Linked DNA regions of Homo sapiens: region 2 is linked to region 1. A link is a loop called in an ENCODE intact Hi-C map of the cell type or tissue named here. Cell type or tissue: A673. All regions are shown on one strand. Links, peaks and the distances in the headings refer to the core of each region. The heading gives the core; the rest is flanking DNA. Region 1 has its middle 110 kb from the start of ADO. Region 2 has its middle 71 kb from the start of ZNF365.

Region 1 (8,309 bases), core at 3,806-7,805:
TACACATATAAAAAAGATTTAAATTGTCTGATTTACTGACATATTTTCCCTCTTTGGAGTTTTTCATTCCTTCCTGCAGAACCAGGCTTTCATCTGATATAATTACTCTTCAGCCTGCAAAACTTCTCTTAGTACTTCATGTACTGCAACTCTGCTAGAGAAAAATCTTTCAGCTTTTGTCTGTCTAAAAATGTCTTTAATTCACTGTCAGATTGTAGGATATATTAACCAGCTATAAAATTCTGAGTTGATAGGATTTTTCCTTTCAGAACTCAAAGATGTCATACCATTGTCTTCTGGTCACCATTTCCAGTGAAAAGTCAGTTGTCACTCTTATCATTTTTTCCCTATATGAAATATGTCCTCCCTCCCACTCCTCCCAGCCCCTATCTTCTTTCAGGAGTTTCTGTTTTCCTTTTGTTTTATTTATTTGCTTTTAGCAGCTTGACTATCATATGCCTAAGTGTGGATTTCTTTGTCTTTAGATTGGAGTTTGCTAATCTTGTGTCTGTGGGTTGATATCTTTCAACAGTTTTGGAAAAGTTTTAGCCATTCTCTCTCCAAATAGTCCTTCTGCCTCATTCTCTTATCTAGTTCTGGCATCTCAATTTTATATGTGCTGTTTGTTATATGTGTTGTGAATATTTCTCTCCAGATTATATCATTTGTCTTTCAATCATATTTGTGGTGTATTTTTCCATTTTGTGCACAAATTTGAATGTTTTATATAGATGCCACTAAATAAGAATATTATCACTCTGCAGTGATTTTTTTTTTTTTTTTGGCAATTTAGGCTTTGTATGTCCAACATGTAAAATTGGGGAGCATACATATGCCATTGTCAATTTTAAAATAGTTTAATATAGTCAGTTGAAATATGAACATATAGCACACCTTGTTGTGATGATTTATTCAAGATAGATTTAGTTTTGAGCGTTTTTTGCATTGGAGATAACATGATTGAAAACAAGTATTCATTTATATATTGGAGTTCAGTGTATGCTTTTCTTTGAAAAAATTCTCTCTCTAAAAATGTTGAAAAAAACTGATCTAGAGAATATCTTAGGGGTTGAGTTTTCACTGGTGGTATATATATATGAAAGTCTGTTTTGATTGTTGTTTAGCTTTTTGTTTTGTTTTGTTTCATTGTAATTGAAGAACCACTCTTCTGCCCCTACCTCTCTGTCATAGGAGCCTAGTTTAGTATCCTCAATGGCTCACTAGAGACAGATCTGCTGTAAACCCTAGGCCATTTCTCTGGCCTAGTAAGATGGTATGAATACCTGTTGAAGGTTTTCTTTGCTGTCCTGGCACGGGGAGAACTCTACGTATGGTGGAGGGTGCCGGAGATTGACTCTGTTTTAAAATGACAAAACTTTTAAGCATCTAATTAATATATATCAGAAGACAGCTGTATCCTTGGATACAGCAGGAAATGTCCTGAATTTTAGTAATTATATTAATGAGTGTTTATGGAAAGCCCTTGCTAAATTGAAATAAAATGGTTCTTTTAGTAGTGTTGGACAGCTATGATACTTTCTGGACTACTTGGTTTGGAATCATAAATTTATCTGTGAAATAGCACTTGGCTCTGGGTTGATATAATTTTTTCTTTCCCCAAAGATCAGAGCCAGATTTACTGTGGCACTAATGAAGCTTAACCTCCAGGGTCATTTCCTTATATGGGCCCCCAGGATAGCTGGGAGTTTCTGGGAGTTGTAGAGTGTTCTGATTGGGAGGGGAGCCAGGTTGCAATCAGGAAGGACTTTTCTTTAAGCATTTCTGGTAACTTACCTAGAGAGAAAGAATTTAATCTCTAAGTCTCCAGGAAGTTTCTGTGATTTTTTTTTCACGTTTTAAATTGAAATTTACTTCTATGACTTATTTTATAATTAAAAGACTCTGTTCTTTTCACAAAGAGGGTCCTCTCAGTTGTTTAAACCTCAGGCCCCATATAAACTCTTACCTACCCCTGGATAAGATGGGGTTTTTTAATGTTATGGGTTTTTAAATTATAAAAATATAACAGGGCTTCAGTATCTCATATGTACAAATTGAAAAAAGCATCCTCTCTGAACAGAAGTAGTAACAGGGTACATGGCTTGGAGTGCCCCATGGGCTTGATGCCCTTCTGCAGTGTACAATATGCACTATTGCATATGGCAACCCTGGTGTCAACTTAGGGATGCAGAGAGGTTTATAGATAGAAATGAAGATTACTTATGATCCCACCCAAAAATAACCAGAGTTCACATTTTGATGGAGAATATCTTTACATATACATATATACACACAATTAGTATCATATTACATATGCAATTTTTATCACCTTTTTTGCGTAGTATTATATATTAAATATGTTTCCAGGTAGTGAAATACTCTTTGAAATACCATCTATAATTGGCTGCATAATAGTCCATCATAGGGTTATTTCTTAATTTATTTTATATTCTTCTAATATTGGTCATTAGGTTGGTACTTACTTTTTCTATCATAAATAATATTGCATAGGCTATCTATGCATACATTTTAGTTTTAGCTTCTGAATAGTTCCTTAGGACAGATTCCTGGAAGAGGAGTTATGGGTCAAACAGTGTGAACTTTAATTTAAAGCACAAAAGTCATGTTTGCAAAGCATTTCCCTGAAATATGATTCAAACACACAGACTACTAGTACCTCATTATACTCCATGACGTGGCTTTAATAAAGGCAATGGGTACTTATTCAGGTTGCCCCTTTTAGTTTCTGATAATCCTCTACAGTGTTGATTTGGTCATGTGACTCTAGACCACAAAAACAACTCACCCGAGACAATTTAATGTCTGACCTAAATTTTGCAAAATGATCTCATTTCTTTACCCTGGAGTGAAGCAGATACTCATGTCTGACAGAGTTATAAGTAACTCAAATCAAAGTATTGATCAGCAGTGGATATGTTAGTTTCCAGTGGGAGGATTAGGTTGGAGAAACCAATCCATTATTGCCTGTATCAGACATCTCACTGAAAAGCAATTGGGCTAATGATACCAACTTATAATTGACGATTTATTTTAGCTAGAAAGTCAAGAATAGCTCACTGTATTGTCATGGCATCTGTTAAGAGGATACTGTTGAAGATGGCAGATTCCAAATTTGATGCTCTTCTTTTTTCATGTACTTTCTTCAAAAAAGAGAACTATTTCTTTTTTTCTTAAATGGAAAGCAGAAATGGCTCCTTATCTTCTCTTGCTGACCTCTAAGAACACATATTTTGACATTTAATTAGAATTCTGTTCTGCCCACCTGAGCTTTGCTAGTGTCAGAGTTCTATCTCCTCAATTAAACTGTATGGAATTTATCAGAGTTTAATAATCAGTGTCCTTGCTTTCATAAAATGGAATCACATAACCTTAGGAAACCTAAACAGACCCTTGAAATCTTGTAGGCCAGAGTTGAAAACCTGTAGCCTCTAGACTGAGTTTGACCTATAGTCTGACCTATGTTTAGTTTGGTTTACAGTGTTTCTTTATCTTAGGGATAATAATAGATAATATCTATTGAGAGCTTACTATGTGCATTTTTCTGGGTCTTTTACATGTGCTGTGTCATTTAAACTTGGCAATAATCTTATGAAGTAATATTATTATTTTCTTTATTTTATAAGAAAACCACAGCATAGAGATTCGAAAGAACTTGCCTGATACTGAAGTTAGTAAGAGGTAGACCTGGGATTTGAACATAAGACATTCTAGCTCTAAAACCCACCTTCCTAACTGCTACAAGGAATGATTTGCCAACATTAAAGAAAAAAAAAGCCAAGAGATTTCACATAATTGTGGGATTCATGCCTTCTATTGAACAATTGTGAGACATAATAAGAACTCACTGGAGATGGAGAGTGTCTTCCCCTTTTGATAGGATACTTGCTCTTGAATTTGTCTTTATTTATCTGATCCACTTCTCTCATTTGTAAAACAGCTTTACCTTTGTTGGCATTTATGACTCCTGATCTAATTCATTGTTTCTCAGCTGGGGTGATTTCCCCCCCAGGGACATTTAGCAATGTTTAGAGACATATTTGATGGTCACAACTGGTGTGTGTGTGTGGCGGGGGAGGGGTGCTACTAGTATCTAGTGGATAGAGGCTGAGGATGCTGCTAGGCATCTAAAGAATTGTTTTCTCCAAAGTATGAGGCTAAGGTTGAGAAACCCTGATCTAATTAATCTTCTCCATTTCATAGATGAGAAAGCTGAGACCTGAAAGAACGTGGCTTACTCCAGGTCCCAAGAAGGCAGGGTCGGGGTGGGATGAGAGTTCACATTTCTCGATTCTTTTGGCTATTTCCTGGCTATGAGCTTCATAAAGCTTGAACAGAGATTTTTTATAAATGATAGATATCTAGTCTGTTTTGTTAAGATGAGAAAAAGAGAACTAAATATTACAGTAGTTTTGAAAAATCTTTATTGTCTAATCTAATGGATGAAAGATTTGCTAATTAAGAATCCTCTAATTAGCCTTAAGTGAAAAATTGTATGGCTTCAAAGCAGCTGCCAGAATCCAACTATAAATCACACCCTATTCAAAGAGTCTATAATACTGTATTTATGATATAACATGCACATCTTGGCTGGGAATATTATTGATTTTTCTTCCTAAAGTGTATGGTTTACAAGGAAGAGAAGAGACATTACTTTTAGTTTTGACTCAATGAATAAACAAAACCAGGAAATTCATAGCAGATCTCTACATCATGTCCTTAATTGTGGGTTTCTATGATTTTGTAGTCTGGCGAGATAAGGTGGTAGTTTTACCTCAAATCTCTGAACTTTGCTTTGTGTAGATTCCACCCGGACTGTTGCCATGGTTCAACTAACATGTTTTGAGGTTGAACATTTCCAAGACTTCTTGTAGACTGAAACGGGTTACACAGGCCTGTTGCCTTCATTATTGTCTCAACACTAATCTAGGGGCAGGGGAAGACAAAGAGCTGGGAGCTTTACACATGTATGATGAATGGAATAATAACTAAAGTTTCCTCTATGGTAGACACTGCTGAAAGTGCTTTGTGTGAATTATCTTATTTATCACATTTAACCAGCATTTCCTGCACCAGACTCTGTTGATACATGAGAACAATATCTTACATAATCAAAAGTCTAAGTCCTTTTACTAAGGAGTAAAAGTCCAGGGTTGGTTAATGTGGTGACTTATCAATACCTTCAAGAGTTCAGGTTCTTCCCATCATGTTGATCTGTTCTTCTCAGAGTGGCTGAATTGGTCTCAGGGGAGATAGACTGAGGTAGCAGTATGGCTGCTGCAGTTCTGGGCATCACATGACAACATCCAATGGAAGGAAAAAGATCATTGCTTTCTCAAAGTGTCTTTTTAAAAGAGTTCCATACAGAAACCTTTCCAGAGCCCCCAGTCCCTCACATAAATCCCTTCACAATTGTTTGGCTAGAATTATGTCATTTTTCCTTTCCTTAGCTACTAACTGGCAAAGTAAGTGGAGTAGCTATTATGGGCATCAGTGAAACATCAGATCGTGAGAAGGAGGGTCAGCTAAACAATATCAGCATTCTATTAACAGAAAGAAGAGGGGATGGCTGATAGGAAACCAACAGGGTCTTCCACAACCATGTTGAGTTAGGTTGAGCCTCTGTTGCTGCTGCCTCACCTCTGGGCATGATAGAAGCCCTTGCCTGAGCAAGTGGGTCAAATTCTATGCTGCAGGATTACTTAGTCAAATTTCTAGGGGCTCAGAACAATGCTAGTGCCTCCTTCTATCTAAGAAAGGGCAGAAAGAATAGGTTACCCCGCTGGCATGCTAAGAGCTGTAGCTCCTCATGCCCGATTGTTAATAGGTCATCCCCAGTGGCAGTGACCACTAGAGAGCAAGCAGTGACTCCGCAAGCTGATTCCAAGAAAGAACTGAATTCATACCTACCGTAAGCTAATCAGCTTCCCCTCTCGAACCCAAGGGAAGACCTGGGTCTTCCTCACCCTGATTTGGTGACAAGTTTGCTCCTTTGAGAAGTCCCATGAGGTTCATTTTCAGCTGCTTTCATCCAAATTAACATCAGTGAGGAACCCAATGTTGAAAACTGCATTCCTTCACTGCATGATGGGCCCTTTCTCCTGGGATTACTATAGACTTTCTCAAGCAAATCAGTGATTATATTGGCTATTTGTGGTCGGTGGAGTTCCTGAGTCTGAATCCTAACTCCACCAACTGCTAGTGAGGACCTGGTGAGTTACTTAATTTCTCTAAACCTCAGTCTCCCCAGCTGTAAAATGTAGATAATGATCACAATAACCCCTGTCTCTCAGCATGCTATTCCCTGTGCAGATTAAAAGAGAATATTGATGCAAAGTGTTTAGAACAGGGCCCGACATATAGAAGGTCTTTATGAGTAGTAACTATTAACATGATCACTTAGGACACATGCAAAAGTTCTAGGGTATTCTATATCTGACCAACTAACACATTTCGGTAGTCAGCATAAAGATCTAGAGTCAGACAAATAGGTTTCTTTCTTTCCTTCCTTCCCTTCCTTCCTTCCTTCCTTCCTTCCTTCCTTCCTTCCTTCCTTCCTTCCTTCTTTCCCTCCCTCCCTCCCTCCTTCTCTCTTTCTTTCTTTCTTTTCTTTCTTTCTTTCTTCCTTCCTTCCTTCCTTCCTTCCTTCCTTCCTTCCTTCTTTCTTTCTTTCTTTCTTTCTTTCTTTCTTTCTTTCTTTCTTTCTTTCTTTCTTTCTTTCTTTCTTTCTTTCTTGTTTTCTTTCTTCTTGCTTTGTCACCCAGGCTAGAGTGCAGTGGCACAATCTCTGCAACCTCTGCCCCCTGGATTCAAACAATTCTCCCACCTCAGCCTCCTGAGTAGCTGGGACTACAAGGGTACACTATCAGGCCTGGATAATTTTTTTTTGTTTTGTTTTTGTATTTTTAGTAGAGATGTTGGCCAGGCTGGTCTCAAACTCCTGACCTCAAGTGATCCGCCCACCTCAGCCTCCCAAAGTGCTGGGATTACAGGCATGAGCCACTGTGCCCAGCCTAGAGTCAGACAAATAGGTTTCTTCTAATTCTGGCTAGTCATGTGAGCCTTAATTTTGTCTCCTGAAACATGTCCTATAAATGTAAAACAATACTGTTGTGAGAATTCAGTAAAATTATGCACCCAATGCTTAATTTAATATAACTGCTATTAACAATATTCCAATTTTCAGTGACAAGATTGTGTATCTGCCAAGACTAAGTGTATCTTTTTCTCTGCCAAAACTAAGCGCATGTATGTTCCGGAGCTCTACGTTTGAGGTTTTTGTTTTGTTTTGTTTTGTTTTTTCCCTCTCCTTCCACTCTTGGTATCACAGGAGTGCTCTCCAGGCCTCCAGAGACTGTGGAAGTTTGTTTAAGCTTCTGATTTACAAACTGGCTGGCAGGTCCCTCCTCCCCCACCTTCAAAGCCCCGGGCCTAATAGGGATGCAAATGTCTCCCCTGGCAGCTCAGCATTGCTTCTGTCACTGAGGGAAGGCCCTTGGCCATCCATGGCAGGACGCTGAGAAAAAGGACCCCTCCCTGGGGCTCTCCATCTTTGTGGAGAGAAAATGATGATGATGTATGAGACAGCCGTGCCTTTGGAGTCTAAGGAGGACATGACAGACAGGATAATATGGGAGGAAAACCTTGTCTTCGTAATGGAGACTGATGGCCTCTGCCTGTCTTAAGCTACCATTGTCAGGGCTGGGCTGAGTGGGGCCTGCTCCTGAGGAACATCACTGGGTGGCAGGTTCGGTATGTCAGACATGCCACCGTCAGTGGTAGCCTTCAACCCAGGTGGGGGAGGCGGGCAACCAAATGAAGGCGTGTGTGGGGTTGTTGAGTGGATCCCAGACCGCCTTGGGATGACATGCATGTTTGTCAGGTGTGACAGTCCTAACTTGATTGGCTTTTCTTTACCTTTTTTTTTTTTTTTTTGGCCTCCTCCTTACACCTTTAACTTCTCCCTGCTCTCCTTCCCTCCCGAAACAACTAAGTGAAACTGAAACTCTAAAACTTAAATATTAAAAAAACGGGTCCCAAATTCTCACCAAACCCCTCCTGTTCCCACTTCAGGCCCCTACTTGGCCTCAGGAAAGAAAGCTTAAAGCGAAAGTAGGAATGTCATCTTTAGAAATCATCTTTTGGAGCAGTTTTATTAATTTTACTTCTCTGTGGTTACCACATGTTTGGGGAAGACAATTGATTTCACAGATCTGTGTGGGAGGCTGAAGATTTGGCTCTGAGGCAGCAGAGAAAACCTACAAGAACGGGCGCACTAATTGACATACAGC
Region 2 (8,309 bases), core at 2,605-6,604, 250 kb after region 1:
TTCAACCTATTTCATCTCTAACAGTGAAAACACACTGCCTCTGTTTCTGTAATTATTTAGCTAAAGCCACAAAAACTGGATAATGTTCAAAGTTGGAAATAATAATCGATAAGTCCATTAGGGTCCTGCTTCTAATATTAATAACTATACTTTTAATATTGAGGTTATTCTTTTTTTGCTTTTGCTTTTATTTAAGTTGGAGATTATGCTTTGAATAAAGATGCTAGTATCTGTGCAAAATTGTTTATTTCATATATATGATGGATCCATAGCTAGGACCTAGGTGAGACCAATGCTTTCATCTTACCAGATCCATAGTCTCCTAGATTTGAAAGGAATCTTAGACTTTCGTAAGCCCTCTGCACTTGGTAGATACCTATAATAGACACCATATCTGCAATAGAGACATAATGCATTAATTAGAATTAAAGGGGACCGTTTATGTGTTAGGATTCTGGGTGCAAGTAAAAAAACACTCCAAATCATTTCAGCAAATATGGGAATTTACAGGCGCATTTAACAAACTGAATAAAAAAAGGGCCAAAGTGACTGCAATACTTTCGACATTATTTTTATCTCTCAGCTCTGCCTCCACATTGGTATGTCAGCTCTCTTATCCCTAGCTGGCTTTCAGAATCTGAAGGTTGGAGTCATAGCTGTCCCCCACTCTAGGCTCACATTTTTGAGCCTCACATTCCTGGTGGGAAAGGGACTCTGTCTCCACCCCTGATGAAAATAAATCCTGAGTGTGTACAACTGCCAAAACTCTGCAAATATACCCTTAAGATATGTGCATTTCATTGTATGTAATTTTTATAGCAAAAAGAAAGCCCACTGTAAACAAATACTGAATCTTACTTAATGAACACAAGCTGAAACATTTATGGAGATGTGTATAATATTTGCAATCCACTTTTAAATGCAACAAAAAGAAATTGAATTAATAGCTGGTGAGATGGATAGATATGAGATAAAGCAAATGTAATAAAATGTTAATGGCTACTGGTAGAGTTTGGGTGGCGGGTGTTCACGATACAGTTCTTTCAACTTTGTGATGTTTGAAAATTTTCATAATAAAAGGTTAGGGGCAGGAATTAATCCCAAGGAAAGATTGTACTTTAAGTAGCTTGGGTCCCTTACCCAGTGCTGAACCAATGTGAGGGTTAAGACACTGACTGCTCAGCTTCCATCAGTTGCCTGCCATGAAACCATCCACCACGACCTGAAAGGCATTGTCACATAGCTCTTGTTCAGGACACATGTTAGAGGAGGGAGCAGAAAGAAAAGAGTTTCCAGGGAAGCGTGATTCCCCGCAAAGAAAGGGGTAAAGCACAGACAAGTACTGGAGCACACCATCAGGAGGTAGGCAGCCACCGCATGTGACTCTTTGACCGTCTTCAGAACAACAGGGTGAATGGTAGGTTCTGAGTCCTGCACTATGATGAGGTCCCTCCTTGCCATTCTCAAATCAAAACTAGCAATGGAATCCGACTTTTCTCAGCCAGTGACTTTTAAATACATGCCACAAGGGATTGGAGGAAATAACAGAATATGCCAGAGTGTGAGTGACCAGTATTTCAGAGTGAAGACATACTTCTTTACAGATGGGCTAGCTTTCAACCATTTGCTAGATCCTGGTTTAAGAGTGAAGCAGTTTATGTCACTTAGCATCTCACTCCTGTGAAGCCCAGATTCCACAATAAAAAACAAACAATATATATATATTTTTTAGTTTAGTAGATTAGGTTAGCTTGTATGTAAAGGGGAGGTTAATCTTTTCCTCCCTGCCAAGAGAGGGCTTAAGCACTTGTTCTTTAGTACAATTATGTATTAATGTATGTATTTTTGTACTCAATTATTAAAAGGCCCAAATTTCTTTCTCTCTGACTCTCTGTCTTGCTATCCAACTTTTGGATATTGGCTTTTATCAGGAATTTTAATAGTCAGCATTAGGAGATAATACACCCTTGCCTACAAAATTCAAAACACATTTGCATAGTTTTTAATTGACAGGAACATGAGGTCAGGTTTGCTAAATGAAGCCGGGTGTCCTCAAATTGGCTGAGAAAGGGTGTACATTAGCCAAGGCCATCTCAGCCTTTTGTCTTTTCCCACTTGATTCAGGAGCATCCTAGATGCTCCTCCATTCTTTCCTCCACTACCGCCTCCCACACATCAAAACTAGTAACTCAAGCCGCTCCTGACAGTCCCAGGCCAGAGCAGGGAAAGAGCAGTTTCAGGACCAGCCAGCCGTTTCACCCAGGGTGGCAAAATCCCAGAACTCTACAAAACGACCAGCAACTACAGAGTCAACCACACAGGCTTTTTTGAATGGATTTTTTCCCCCAAAATTTTATAGCCATTCATTTCTTCAATAGCTGCAGCAGTAGTTTTCAAATTATATTATGATAAAGAAAAAAAATCCCTGGAAGCTCTGTATCTGAAACTGTTGCTGTTTCCTTCTGCCTAGCTCTCCAAAGTTATAAATATAAATTTAAGGAGCAATAATGATAACATCAGCTAGCATGTATCCAGAACTTGTGATACACCACACACAATGCTATTCCCTTTACATATAGTAGCTCATTTAATATTCTCAACTACCTAATGATGTGGTTTCTATTAATATTTCCATTTTACACATGAACAAATTGGGGCATACAGAAGTTGAACAATCTGCCCCAAGTCACATGGTTAGGAAGTGGCAGAACTCGGGTTCAAAGTCAGAGATGGTGCTTTCACTACTATGACATGAAATTGAAGAAATTCTAAAGGGAATTGTCTTCCCAAGATCACACAGGAGCAGGGACTGGAAACCTGAATTTGCTACTTGGAACTCTGGGTCCTTTTCTGGTACAGTACAAATAGAACTGCGGGACTCCTGAGAACTTTCTCATAAAGAAGGGAAGGAGAGCCATCCCAGAGTGCAGTGACTTGGGTTTTCCAACCTTACACTTACAGAATTTGGTTAAAGGTCACAAATTGTGTCTATGTGAGTGGGAACTGCTCAAAAAAGACCAATAGATTTGGCCAAATCAGCTCAACCCAATCTATAAAGGTATCCGATGAGACAAGACCAGAGTTCCTGGGTTCATGGTGCCTAAGACTACAGTCAATAGAAGATGCTGGATCTCTGCCTCGTTCCAATTGTTTACACATATGGGGACCCTACCATGGTCTGACCGAGGCCAATGAAGAAAAAGAACAATGAGATGAGCAAAACAAATATCAGATTTCCACTTTGAATCAGTGGTTCTCAACTTAGAATCTTAATATGATTCTTTTTTGTAGCGAAAACTTTCAAACATACACAAAAGTAGAGAAAATGGTGTAACAAATCCCACGTATCCAGCACCTAACTTGCACAATTATCACCACCTTGCCCTCTTGCTCAGATCTTTTTAAAAATAGAAACTGTAAAACCTCACTCTAGAAAAGTGCCATTCAATAGGTGGGATCTCAGGATCTGCATCTTTTTCAAAGCTCTCCATGCAATTCTGATGAGCGACCTGGTTGGGGCTGCCTCACCCCTGCTCTTAGAACTGGGGACTGCTTAGAATGGCAATCATTAAAAAGTCAGGAAACAACAGGTGCTGGAGAGGATGTGGAGAAATAGGAACACTTTTACACTGTTGGTGGGACTGTAAACTAGTTCAACCATTGTGGAAGTCAGTGTGGTGATTCCTCAGGGATCTAGAACTAGAAATACCATTTGACCCAGCCATCCCATTACTGGGTATATACCCAAAGGACTATAAATCATGCTGCTATAAAGACACATGCACATGTATGTTTATTGTGGCACTATTCACAATAGCAAAGACTTGGAACCAACCCAAATGTCCAACAATGATAGACTGGATTAAGAAAATGTGGCACATATACACCATGGAATACTATGCAGCCATAAAAAATGATGAGTTCATGTCCTTTGTAGGGACATGGATGAAATTGGAAATCATCATTCTCAGTAAACTATCGCAAGGACAAAAAACCAAACACCTCGTGTTCTCACTCATAGGTGGGAATTGAACAATGAGATCACATGGACACAGGAAGGGGAACATCACACTCTGGGGACTGTTGTGGGGTGGGGAGAGGGGGGAGGGATAGCATTAGGAGATATACCTAATACTAACTGACGAGTTAATGGGTGCAGCACACCAGCATGGCACATGTATACATATGTAACTGACCTGCACTATGTGCCCATGTATCCTAAAACTTAAAGTATAATAATAATAAAATAAAATAAAATAAAAGAACTGGGGACTGCATCTGCCTGAAAGAGGTAAGAAGGCTTCCCTGGAGTTGATGGCATGGCATTACATGACTTACAAGAAGAGATTCGAACATTCAGAAGTTTAACTGCCAGGGCCCATGCAGGAAAGAATTCATTCCAGGTGATTTGAATGAAGAAGATGTAAGGACAGAGGAGAGGGCAGGTTAAGGAAAAGTTAGGGTGGTTGATGCATCCAGAGACTAGCAACAATAGGAGGCTATTACCAGCCTCCTAGGGCCATTACCAGCCCTGGGGCCCAGGGCCAAGACAATTGCTAGAGTCTACTGAAAACTAGAACCATAGATAAGGAGCTAATTGGCAGAAGCTGTAATTTGAAGTAATTGAGCGCAGCTACTTCTAGAGACATACTACAGAAGCAGAGGGCTCAGAAGTTATACACTGACCTCTCTTCCCACTCTCCTGTCTCCTACCGGGGCCTCTCAATGGCCAAACTCAACTCAAAATCAGCCAGCACACCAAGAGATGTATCTGCAGGGATCAGCCTCCCAGGGCACAGAGAAGAGCAGAGAATGCATCTGGGGAGCAGAACAAGATGGGAAATGGGGGCAGAAAATAATCAGCAGGGGAATAAGTCAGTCCTTCCTGTCCCTGGAGTGAGAGGAAATGGCTGATGCTTCCTGGAGTCAGTCTGACACTTCTCAGCCCTAGAAGATGCCAAGTCTAAGAGCAGAGGGATTGCCTAATCCTTGATAATATCAGTCCAAAACTTTTGTCATGGATGGCATTGAGAATGCTTTGGTGGAACAGATGAATGTACCCCTTTCCTCACAGTCAAGCTGTACTCCATGGGGGCAAAAGTTCAAGACTGTAATCATTGCATATTTAAGTTGTCACAGTGGAGAGGCCTGGCTTAATTTTTTTTTAAGTTAACATTATTTACTGGTCACAGGGACATTAGTTCTCAGTGAAATGCAGTTAAAGGCGATTACCTCCTCATTGCCACTTATTCTCAATTTACCAACTAAAAGGACAATGTGGGGGTTCTGAGCACAGAAGTTTTATGGAGCCCATTTTCCCCTTGAAATCTTGAACGCTATTATTTGCCAGTTGTTTAAAAGCTAGCATTTCAGTTTTCAAAGCTACAATCACATTTATTTTCTGGTTAAAGAGCAGGAGAAGAAAAACAACTCCCCAGGTTGAAGTTAATGTTTTTAACTCCTTCTCCCCAAGAGACATATACATATGCAAGCTTGCACCTCTAGGCTCTGGAAACATGATAAGCCATGTAACTGCTCCGAACCAGGGAACTGTAATAAAACCAGAGCATCTAAACACAAGGCAGAGGAACCCGAGAAGGAAGGTAAAATTCTAAGCAGTCTCCTTTGAAAGGGTCACTGACCAACTGGGGCATACACAAAAGAAGGAGTGATCAGAGTGACAACAGACATTGAGGGTCTCTGTTTGTCTCCAGTTTTCTGAAGGAATGGAATAACTAATTATATGCTTTCAAAGGGCAGAACTAGAACCAATCATTACAGGAAAATCCCTTTCACCTCAGAAGGAAGAAGCTGATAACTGATTTATTCACTGCTTCAGTGCTGTACTTAGTGCTTGACTTATAAAGGGCACTCAATGTTTGCCAAATGAAAGGTCATCACGGGCACTGGTCAGTGGTAAAAACTGCCACTGTAGCTAGAGAGCTACGTGTCACTAAACAGAGTGTCCGGTGATTCAGAATTCAAAGCCCGGTTGAGCCCTTGCAGGGAGCACTGTTGAGTGCATCCCTGTATGCGACGGACAATTGAATCTGTTCTGTTTCTGGGGTTGATCAATTCTAAAGCTAATGGTGCTCCAGTGGACTAGAACTTGGTCAGGAGTGGAGGGTAAGGAAGTTATCAGGGCAAGTCCGTCCTCATTCCTGGGGATGATCAGAAGTGGAAGGTAAATCTCAGAAATTCCCCCCATGTTGGGGATAAAGCCAGCCTCTCAGATTAGAAAAATAAAAAGCCAATGTGAGGACTCCCTGAGAAGACATCTGAATATTTTCCCTTGTTGGAAAAGAAGAACCAGGAGTTGAGTCCACCATAGCCTATGTGGAGGAGTAGGATTTCAAGAGACAGGGCAAAGGTGTTTCTGCTAGGTGCAGGCAAAGGAAGAAGGCCAGGAGGATTATTTAGAAGTTGACCTTTAAGCAGCCAAATGACATCCATCCCTCCAAACTTCTAAAGGTAACAAGCAAGAAAATGAAGCCATCGTTTCAGCACCAGCAATTGTAACGTAAGCCTGTGAGTATCTCCCTCCACCCCACCCACCACCAAGTGAACACCTTTAAATATCCGCGATTTTGCATACAGTTAATTAAAGAATGTAGTTTGATTGCTCATCTCATCTGTTCTATAGTTGTGAGTCAATGTATGGAATTTACACTCTGGCTTTGATTCATCTCTGAGCATTCAATTTAGCAGGGAAATTTTCCTTCTCTCTTTCGACTTGGGATCCTGGCTCTTTAAATTCTATCCTTATTGCCAGGCTGTTGTCATGGAGAAAAATAACTTTAAGTAGCTCTTTGGAAAGCTTTGAGTTGCTGTTCCTTGCTATTTAAAGATCCCCCAGTAAAACGAAAAGTACACTCTGTTTCCATATAAGGCTCTGCCACTCCAAGGCAAGAGTGTCACTGGGGTTTGGTTCTGTGTGCTTATAGCAGTGTAAGACATGTCCCAAGCATCTGGGGATCACGTTTGCTAAGCATGTCTACCCAGCTTGGGAAGGCAAAAGAAAATCAGAAATCAAGACTCTGCAATCTGAAATCTTTGATTGACGGGGCTCCGGAATCATTATGAGCTGAAGCAAACGAGACAAGCCAAATCTTATAATCACCATCTATTCTGCCTCCCACCTGAAGTATTTGCTGTTATGTGGCCTTACTAAATTGCTATAATCCATTTCCCTGCCACCTCCTAGTGAAATATCCAGTATCTCAAACTTTCTTCGATTCAATTCACAAGCATATATTAAACATGTAAAATAGGTCCAGTTATTTGCTGGACATTGTAGGGATCCCAAAATATAGAGCAAGCTTCCAATTAAAGTAAGGTTGGAGAGATAAGACAACACAGATGAAATGCCAAGTGATATAGAATATGTGATTCCCAACTTTGGCTGATGACTGGACACAACCATGGAGCTGTATTACCAGGCCCTTGCATCTGATTTACGCACCCAGAGACTCTAGAAGCAGGCCCCAAGAATCAGTAAGGTTCTGCCCTGTGTGGATGACTGAGGTCTGTATGACTTCTAATAAGATCATGTCTCTGAGCCTCAATTTTCTTATCTATAAAATAAAGAAAATGGTCTAGATGGCCCCTGTGTTCTTCTTTCTCTAGCATTCTAGGATTTTGCTATTTAAAGAACTAATATATATGGTATAGATAAAATCGATGCAAAAAGTCAAAGAAGGCTTCATGAACAACGTGGGACCTGGGAGCAAAAAGAAACTGCCAATGGGTGTAGAATGGTTCTAAGTATGGACTTTAGAATCAGACATCCTTAGATTTGACTCTCAGCTCTGCAACATACTGGCTGTATGACCTTAGCCAAGCAATTTAACCTCACTGGTTATTCATTTCTTATCTATAAAATGGGGATAATAATAATATCTGCTTCTTGGACTTTTTATGGGGATTCAACCAAACAATGTAGATAAAGCACAAAGAATACTCATAATAATCATCAATTATGAGTAAGTGAATATTTAAATAATTTATTTGTCTTCTTAGTTATCAAGGAAAATATTTTGCCCACTTGAAGAGGGCCTTTTCTCTTTTGTGAGGGAAATATTTGCCTCATCACATAAAGACATTAGGTTTTAAAGGAATGACTTTAGAGATCGGATGATGTATTCATTCTGTTATTTACTAAATATCTAATATGTAGGAAGGACTTTGCCAGGCACTGAGGCAGTAATTCACAAGTGAGTAAATCACAAGTGATTCCTGGGTGTACTTTCAGACATTTTGTTTCTGTAGTTTTAAGGTAGGGACCAGGAATCGGATTTCAGCAAAGCTCC

What was found. Hi-C counts contacts between places; a loop is a spot of excess contacts. Peaks named below come from ENCODE experiments on the same cell type or tissue, not always from the same donor. Only the 100,000 strongest peaks of a DNase experiment are listed, where the experiment ranks them.
Region 2: it touches region 1 in a loop (9-fold over the local background); 2 of 110 quality-filtered maps call a loop at or near these places.

The regions. Positions count from the first base shown.
Region 1 is chr10:62,691,451-62,699,759 of GRCh38, reverse strand. No RefSeq gene overlaps it. Among named protein-coding and RNA genes, the nearest start is that of ADO, 110 kb to the left of the region's middle. RefSeq lists an enhancer at 8,268-8,309. In A673, for the core only: no CTCF peak of the experiment used is centred there; DNase peaks (open chromatin) are centred at 6,269, 6,819 and 7,369; H3K27ac peaks cover 3,252 bases.
Region 2 is chr10:62,440,716-62,449,024 of GRCh38, reverse strand. It overlaps a transcript of ZNF365 not described here. Among named protein-coding and RNA genes, the nearest start is that of ZNF365, 71 kb to the right of the region's middle. In A673, for the core only: no CTCF peak of the experiment used is centred there; a DNase peak (open chromatin) is centred at 4,924; H3K27ac peaks cover 1,423 bases.